2 separate regions of the Mus musculus genome follow, and region 1 is linked to region 2. The links are chromatin contacts, found by Hi-C or POLR2A ChIA-PET in ENCODE. All regions are on one chromosome and are shown on one strand. The core of a region is the stretch at or near the end of the contact, and the rest is flanking DNA. Distances in the headings are between cores, read along the strand shown. Region 1 holds the start of Ciao3 (cytosolic iron-sulfur assembly component 3). Region 2 holds the start of Mslnl (mesothelin-like).

Evidence for each region. A loop is a pair of places that touch in the nucleus more often than their neighbours do. ChIA-PET counts read pairs that join two places held with the same protein, here RNA polymerase II (POLR2A).
Region 1: a map of heart shows a loop between it and region 2 (4-fold over the local background). The contact joins the promoter of Ciao3 here to the promoter of Mslnl in region 2. A Hi-C loop is called at or near these places in 8 of 37 maps with a recorded cell type or tissue (Patski, T-helper 2 cell, adrenal gland and 3 more). POLR2A ChIA-PET finds 5 or more read pairs at or near these places in 4 of 5 experiments (Patski and embryonic stem cell).

What each region holds. Positions count from the first base shown.
Region 1 is chr17:25,771,104-25,775,268 of GRCm38, forward strand. Ciao3 (cytosolic iron-sulfur assembly component 3) reads left to right here and starts at 2,673. Exons shown (of 11, transcript NM_026238.4): 1 at 2,673-2,784; 2 at 3,943-4,038. The coding sequence starts at 2,719. It overlaps Gm41550 (a long non-coding RNA gene), which reads left to right. Exons shown (of 3, transcript XR_876684.1): 3 at 1,307-1,441.
Region 2 is chr17:25,734,691-25,739,040 of GRCm38, forward strand. It overlaps Mslnl (mesothelin-like), which reads left to right and starts at 1,350. Exons shown (of 16, transcript NM_177822.3): 1 at 1,350-1,611; 2 at 2,173-2,273; 3 at 3,095-3,215; 4 at 4,259-4,350. The coding sequence starts at 2,231.

The DNA of each region.
Region 1 (4,165 bases), core at 1,423-3,922, 38 kb after region 2:
GGTCTACAGAATGAATTTCAAGATAGCCAAGGCCATACACAAAGACCCTGTCTTAAAAACCAAAAACCAGCCCGGCAGTGGTGGCACACGCCTTTAATCCCAGCACTTAAGAGGCAGAGGCAGGCGGATTTCTGAGTTCGAGAGACCAGCCTTGACTACAGAGTGAGTTCCAGGACAACCAGGGCTACACAGAGAAATTCTGTCTTGAAAAACCAACCAACCAACCAAACAACAACAACAACAAAAAGAAACAAAGAAAAACCAAAAACTAAAACCAACCAAACAAAAGGATTTGAATCCAGGCTGGGCTGTTCAGTGAAAACAAAACAAAACAATAGGGCTGGAGAGATGGCTCAGTGGTTAAGAGCACTAACTGCTCTTCAGAGTCTAGAGGTCCTGAGTTTGAATCCCAGCAACCATATGGTGGCTCACAACCATCTGTAAGATCCAATGCCCTCTTCTGGTGTGTCTAAAACCAACAAAAACTGAGTATAGGATTTTAGTACATCAGTTTTTTTCTCTTGTAAAATCGCATGCATTTGTGTGTGCACATACATGTGTATGGGTACATTTGTGCTATGTTGTACCTGTGGAGGCCAGAGAGTCAGTTTTCTATTTCCATTATACAGGGCCTGGGATTGAACTCAGGTTAGCAGGCTTGGCTGGCTAGTGGCTGGCCATGGGCCCCAGGGCTCTCCCTGTCTCTACCCTCTCAGTGGGATTACAGGCAGCACATGTCACTGTGTTCAGCTTTTACATTAATGTTACAAGTCACACTCAACTCATTCCTCATGTCTGCACAGCAAACACTACATCAACTCTCATCTCAGCTGGGTGTGGTATCGAATGCCTTTAATCCCAGCACTTGGGAGGCAGAGGCAGGCAGATTTCTGAGTTCGAGGCCAGCCTGGTCTACAAAGTGAGTTCCAGGACAGCCAGGGATACACAGAGAAACTCTGTCTTGAAAACAAAGAAACAAACAAACAAACAAACAAACTCTCGTCTCAGCCTGATTGTTACCATTTCTAGTAGACATTTTGGTGACATTAATGATGTTACAAAGCCAGGCATGGTGGCACACACCTTTAATCCCAGCATTCCAGAGGCAGAGGCAAATGGATCTCTGTGAGTTCTAGGCCATCCTAGTCCACCAAGCGAGTTCCAGGACAGTCAGGGCTACACAGAGAAACCCTATTCTGTTTAAAAGAAAAATGACATTCACGTGTGCAGCATCTATTCTAAAGACTTTTCTAACCACCCTGATCAGAAACCTTCTCCACACCTGAGGTCAGCTTTCCATCTGCAGGTTTGCCTGTCCTGGACATTTTTGCTGAATGGTGTCACACGTGTGGCCTTTTGTGACTGGCTTCATGAAATCCACTGATTGTAATGTCTTCAGGGATCACCTACATTACACCAGGACTTCATTCTTTCTACTGTTCCAGGCCATTCTGCTCTGTCTCTCTTATTGGGCCTTGGATATGCCTCACATCTGCCAGCCGTCCACTGGGTTTGTTCTAATAGACTTGGGTTTGGTGGTGGTGGTGGTGAGTTTGAATTTCCAGGGATCTATGTATCACCCTCCTTCCAGCATTAGAATCCTCCCAGCAACCCTGTATACAGTTACCAAACCCAGACACTATTGTGGATGCCAAGAAGTGCATGCTGAAAGGAGCCTGATATGGCTGTCTCCTGAGGCCCTGCCAGAGGCTTACAAATACAGAGGCAGATGCTAGGCAGCCAACTGTTGGACTGAGCACGGGGTCCTCAATAATTAAAGAAAGGACTGGAGAAGCTGAAGGGGTTTGAAACCCCTTAGGAAGAACAACAATATCAACCAACCAGACCCCCCAGAACTCCCAGGGACTAAACCATCAACAAAGGAGTACACATGGCTCCAGCTGCATATGTAGCAGAGGATGGCTTTGTCATGCATCAATGGGAGGAGAGGTCTTTGGTCCTATGAAGGCTTGATAGATGCCCCAGTGTAGGGGACTTTGAGGGAGGGGAGGGGAGAGAGGGTGGGTGGGTGGAGTAACACCCTCACAGAAGCAGGGGAAGGGAGGATGTGATAGGGTGTTTCCAGGAGGGAGGGAGGGAAACTGGGAAAGGGGATAACATTTGAAATGTAAATAAAGAAAATATCCAATTTAAAACAAGAATCCTCCTGGCAAACAGAAACTGTCCTTTGGCCCTGGTCCAGTCCAAGAACCTGCTTCTGTAAATGTTCTCCCACACTCCAGTCTTAACATCTCAACAGCACTTGTCTATCTCATTTTTTGGTAAGCCCATTCCAAGGCATTCCAGTGAATCAAAGTTAATTTTGTGTTCTCCTGCCCACTGCATCTGGAACCTTCCTTGAGTATTGCTAGGTCAAGGTGATGAATGAAATCCGGATTCCGACCCCTACGGGAAGCGGGAGAGACTCTGAGTCTCTAGTTACATTCTTTGCGTTATTTGTCTTTGCTACCCTGCTACACCACAACCAAGGGACGCAAGGGAGACCGAACGCTGTGCTGTGGAACTTGCAGCTTGAGTCCGCTGGGCCGAGCGCTCAAGGCCGCCGGCAGAGGGCGCGCACGCTTTTCAAAGCTTGTTGACGGAGAGAAATGAGCATGCGCTGGAATTTGCGTTTTCCGGCAGAGTGGCGGAACTGCATGTCATTTTGGTGTCATTTTGCGACACCCCCGTGTGACACTCGGCGGCAGTGAGGCTGTCATGGCGTCGCCCTTCAGTGGGGCACTACAGCTGACCGACTTGGACGACTTCATCGGGCCATCTCAGGTGGGCCGGCCAAGGGCGAGTCGGGCAGGAGGAGGGTCCGAGCCTGGCCGTGCACCTCGGGAAACCTCTCTCGTCTGTGTCTTTTCCCAGGGCCCAGGACCCAGGGCCTCAGTCAGTCTAGTTCCCTTTTCACAAACACAGACAACTGAGGCCAGGGAGGGCCAGACAACGCGGTTACTGGGCCCGGAGCGATCCCTGGGACCATGGGAGTGTTTAGTGGTGACAGGCAGGTTTAGTGTTTAAAAAAAAAAGGTGGGGGGACTTGTTGTTATGTGATCTTAAGTTACTGTTGTAGTAGTGTCACCCAGCTGGTGATGCAGAGACATGGTGGGGCTGAGTTAGCCTCCACACACCTGTGAGATATCCCTTCCCACTCCTCTCTCAGAGCCAGTTGTCATCTCTGTGGACAGGGACCATGTTGAAGGGACAGGTTTGATGTCCACTTGGGCCACAGCCACAGCTAATGTTCCTGACGTTGCCTCGAGGAAGAGAGAGGGATACAGACAGACCGCCCTGAAAACAGGAGCTGCTGCCCTTGCTGGGTCTTCCTTTGTCTCCAGAGCTAGCCAAGTCCCATGACCCATAAAAGACGGGCTGAGCTGCCACACGGACAGGATGAACTGGGCCATCTTACCCGAGACTGGCCCTTTTCTGGAAAGCCACCAAGGTTCAGGAAGCGATAACAGGAGATGTCCAAGAGAAGGGGAGAGACATGGAGTTTCATCTGTGGTCGTGGGATGGAGGTGACCTCTAGATGTTTCCAAGGAAAGCCTTCCTGTCTGGCCAGGCCTCTGACACTCTGATCTCCGGGGGTGTGCTGCTATGTGCACGTAGGAAGGGCAGGCTAGTCAGGGCTTCTTGCATTAGCTTGCATATAGAGTTTGTAGCAGATTTCATGGTGATTCTGGAGAAAGAGTGGCCTTGATGGCATTCTCCTCACCTTGTACAGAGAAGGGTGGGCAACCAGAGCTCAGCATGGCTTCAGTGGCAGGAAGGTGGTAGAATTGGCCTCGGTGGTGAGCTTCACTCTATGGCCGGTAGCCAACCATCCCTGAGGCCCTCCATACCCAGCCCCCCACCCCACTCCCCACCCTCCCCACCCCCCGTCCAAGTTGCTTTCTCCTAATAGAGCCTGGTGTGGGGTCTTTCCTGGTGTAGAATTGCATCAAGCCTGTAAAGGTGGCTAAGAAGCCAGGAAGTGGCATAGCCAAGATCCACATTGAAGACGATGGCAGTTACTTCCAAGTGAACCAAGTAAGGACCCTGAGGTCTCACCACATCCCTGCTGGGGGCTGGCGGTGGCAGGAGGGGGAGGGAGGCTGGGGTGTGGATCTGAAACACACATCTTCTTCTGCCTTTCCCAGTCGCAGATGTGGCCACC
Region 2 (4,350 bases), core at 100-2,599:
CTTTTAAGCCAAAGCAGGAGATGTAAGTTAGTGGTGGAGTACTTGACTAGCATGCTCAACGTCCTAGGTTCGATACCAGGACCACAAATGAATACAAACACAAAACAATTCCTTAGCCAAAACCAAGGTCAGCAATGGAGTCAGGCTCCATTGGCAGTGGGCCCTTGACCCCAGGTTAATACTGGGGCTCAGGGTCAGCCTATCCACTATATTTAGAACACTTTTCCAAAAGTGTCCCCAGGACCTTGCCCTGGCCTCCTGCTCCACCTTCCCTCCAACTTGGCCTGTCTGTCTGTCTGTCTGCCTCCCAGAATGGAGGCCCCTAAAGTGAGTGCCTCTCACTAGTGCCGAATGTAGCTGCTGGGGACCGCTCTGTCAGTCACACTAGTCCAGACGGAAGCCCAGGAGCCCTGCAAGACTCATTCTGAGGAAGACTCAGAAACAGCCAAGCCATCTAACTCAAACCTAATGGGGCACCCACCATGCAGGACTCTGGGACTCCTGGGGGGACGGTGATCTGCTACAGCTCCCAGCCTCGCACGGGGCTACAAGGCAGACTTGATGCTTACCTTTGGGTGCAGACGGTGATTGTGTGGCTTCAGACCAACACTTCAGGGGTTCAAGGCCCTGGAGCCTTCCTTCTCTCCACGGCCCCTTCTGAAGTAAGAGCTTCAAGTAGGTCAGGGCTATGAGTCAGAAACCAGCCTGGGACACTCAGGACCCATCTGCTTCAGCCCAGAGGCTGCATCTCAGGATACACTCCAGCGGGTAGGCTGGAAGCCCCCGTGCATGCCTTCCTCTTACCTCACCCTCTCAGAGGCTTGCCTGGTGGAGCCGTCATCTTGGCCCTGGTGCTGATGATAGTGCCCTGAGGTTTTGGCAGCAGCTTTTAGGCCCTGAGTGAAGTCATCAGCTGGAATAGATGTCCAATGTATACCTCTCTGCATACTCACTCTGCTTCCCAGCCCACATTTCGGCGTAGCACTGGGTTTTAGCACCCAGAGGATGGCGATGCCCACCTACCATACTTGTCTGTGTGTGCCTAATGTCCAGTGTGGGAACAGCTTGCATGTGTAAGCTCTGGGGATCCACAGTGTTCAGATACACCTATGTGCTCAAAGATGAGACATACTTGAATTCAGGCTGCCCCTTGTCACACCCTGAATGAAGCTGGGCCTCCAGGGGAGGGTGTGTGCTGGGTGCCTGCCAACCCTGAGCTCAGCCCAAGCTCAGCCTGAGTTTCTCCTGGGGCTGAAGAGCAGGTGCGTGCTATGCCTGGGCCCAAGGGGTTGATACAAGCATTACCTGGCACAGTCTAGTCTCCTTCCCACAGGCCTGCCTGGCAGGTGTCACAGCCACAGTAGATTGACTAGGCAGAGCCATCCCGGGCTGCTTCCTGGGCCAGGCTTACAGATGATCATGAACCGTGACAGCTTTACCCACACCAGCCCTGCATTCTGGGACTCAGCTGCAAGGATCGACAGAATCTGAGCCTGGACCGCTGGCATCCGGAACACCTGATCTACTATATCATGTGGCCATCTGGTCAGAAGTAGCATCTTCCCTGCTCTGGACAGAACCTTCACTACCAGACTCCATATTCCTGCTCAGGTAAGACCTGACACCAACTAGACCACAGTGTTGCAGACTCCTAAGCATCTGAGCGTGTTTTGCTCCCTACGCAGGGTAGTAGCCTTCCTGTGTACCTCTTGGGCCTCATAGAGTCAGAAGGTCGTAGGGACCCAAAAGTCATCAGGCTGTACACCTTGTGGGAGGGAAAGTCCCTGGCACAAGGCACCCCGACAGCTCAAGCTGACCCCGGCTCGTCTTCTAGAACTCAGAGCTCAGAGGTCTCTGAGGGTTTGGGCCACCAGGCATGGGGGCACTTCTCCCCCACTGCTTGGGAGATTCACTGTTTGTGAGATTTGCTAATTGGATACAAGGCACTCATGGGTCCCCGGGGCCCAACCTGTGATAAGAAAGACCAGGTTCTCTAGCTTTCCTCCCCTGCCACTCCCTGGTGTTGTGACGTTTGTTTGCGGGGCTGTTTTCCTCTCCAGGCAGGATCAGGTACCCTTCGAGATGTTAATACTGGCTCTCTTTCTATTTCTCTCTCCCTTTCCATCTCCCATGGAACTAACCTGAGTCGCTCCCTGCCTATTATCCAGCTAGTCCTGGACCTACAACCCACAGCCTTCGGGCTTCCCTGCTTTGAGACATTTCAGCCAGGATGAGCAGAACTCTCCGACCGTCAGCTATGGGTTCCAGAGTGGGTGAGAAAAAACTTCTGCACAGAAGGGGATACCTTGGGCCCTTGGGTAGCTATGGGTCATATTGCTGCAGAGGCGGATATTGACGCTCTGGCCGTCCCATCCACATGAAGCTGGATCTGGGGACCCGCTGCAAGGGAAGGAAGGGAGGAGGCTGAGCTCCCTGGGACACAGGACAGCTAGTGTGGTACAAAGGAACATTGGAACCACAGCCCCACCAGCACAGGCCTAGGGGGTCCTAGTGTGGACAAGACAGGGCTGTGGAAGGGGCCACCACCAGTCTAGGCAGAAAGACATAGACCAAGCCCTCTTTGGTAGTTCCTGCATAAACCAGGCCAGGCTCCAAGGAGACAGCGAGACAGAGACAATGGCCCACAAAGGACATCAGAGCATGGCCTTCTTCCATAGGCCCTGTTGCTGCGGCATAAGAGATTTTGCTAAGAGTCTGCTCTGTGTCGCTGGAAACAAACCCCTTCCTCCTGGGCTGGGAGACCCTTTTATGTCCCACTACAGAAATGAGGGGCTTAGAAGAATATGGAGCCAACCCTCTGTCTCTGAGTTTTGGGGTCTCAGTGTTCACACTATAAGCACACAGAACAACAATCAAGGAGGCACTTACACACATGTACGCATGTACAGAAAACATACACATACTTGCAGATACTGTGTGTTCCAGCAGACATACCACATGCTGGCCCAGGCTATGTACACAGAAACTGATAAGGCTCTGCCAGCCCCCTCCAGGTCATCCATTCTAAGAGGAGCTGTGGTTGAAGTGGTCACAGGGAACTCCTTCTCGTGGGCTCACCAACGCTCTGTTGCAGGTGCCCTGGCAAGTCCTGGTCTCGCCCTCCTCCTGTCCCTCACCGCCCACTGCTCGGGTCCTCAGGCTAAAGGCTTGCCCAAGGGAGGACTGAATGCAAGTGAAGCCAACACATGGGTCAGGTGAGCGAAACCCAAACTGGGCAAATTGTTTTCTAAAACAGGGCATGAAGAGAAGTGGTCCTGAGAAGGTCTGTTGATGGTCCCAGGAGGAGGGGCTATGTCCAGGGTCTGTACATAAGGCTCACACAGGGCCACCATTTGCCATCACTGACCTAGAAGGCATAGCCTGACTTCAGTGACGCTCCCCGTCCTGCTTCCGGTGTCCAGTGTCAATTATACGACAGCAAGTCTCTGGCCATTGTCAATAGTGTGGACATGATCACAAGAAGCCTCAACCATCAGGGACTTACGACCTCAGCCAGTATCTCCAGGCTCTTGAAGCATTTACCTGCCAGGCTTTGAGTGCGGCCCTCTGTGAAGCCAGGCTCCCTTGGAGCTTTTGGCCATCAGCCCACACTGCTTGTACCAGGACCAGGGCCTTCAAGGCCATCGCTATTCCCTAAATTTTAGCTTAGTCGTCTTCTGTCCAAGGCTCTTCAGCCTGAGCTTGTCTTTTCCCTATTTCTTGGGAATCACGTTCACCAATGGGCCAGTCGTCAGGCAGGGCCAGGCTCCCAAGTAGGTCTAGCCAAGCCTAAGTTAGCATCAGTGACAGCCTCCCACCGTAGGTGTATGTTATATAACACCCTGAGAATCGTCCAGAAGATGACCTCACCTGTGATCATCCAGCATGTGACCCTCTACCCTTCAGCAGCCATCAGGACTGGTCCAAGCCTGAGTCAAAGCCAGCTGAGCCTGAACCCCAGAGTGAGGGCAGGACCCATGTTAAAGCCCCATCCGGCTGAGAACCTGGCCCTAACAAGGTCCTCTAGGATGGATGGGGGAAGGAGGGAAGGAAGGGACGAAGGAAGGAGAGAGCAAGAAAGGGAGCAAGGGAAAAAGGGGAAGGACTTTTTGTCTATAACAGGTACTCCCTGCCTCTTATTCCCCAATGGTGGAGACAGCTGAGTGGTCTTAGTCCCCCTTGCAGTAGCCAAACCCTTCCTTGCCTTTCTTCATGGGTCTTTCCCTTCGGACTCACATGGCCTCCTCCTTCTGCACAGGAACAACACCTCCCTCCTGCAAAACTTCTGGTGCTTGCCAGCCAGCCAGCTGCCCCGAGAACAGCTCTCCAGTTTAATCAGAAGCCTGGCTT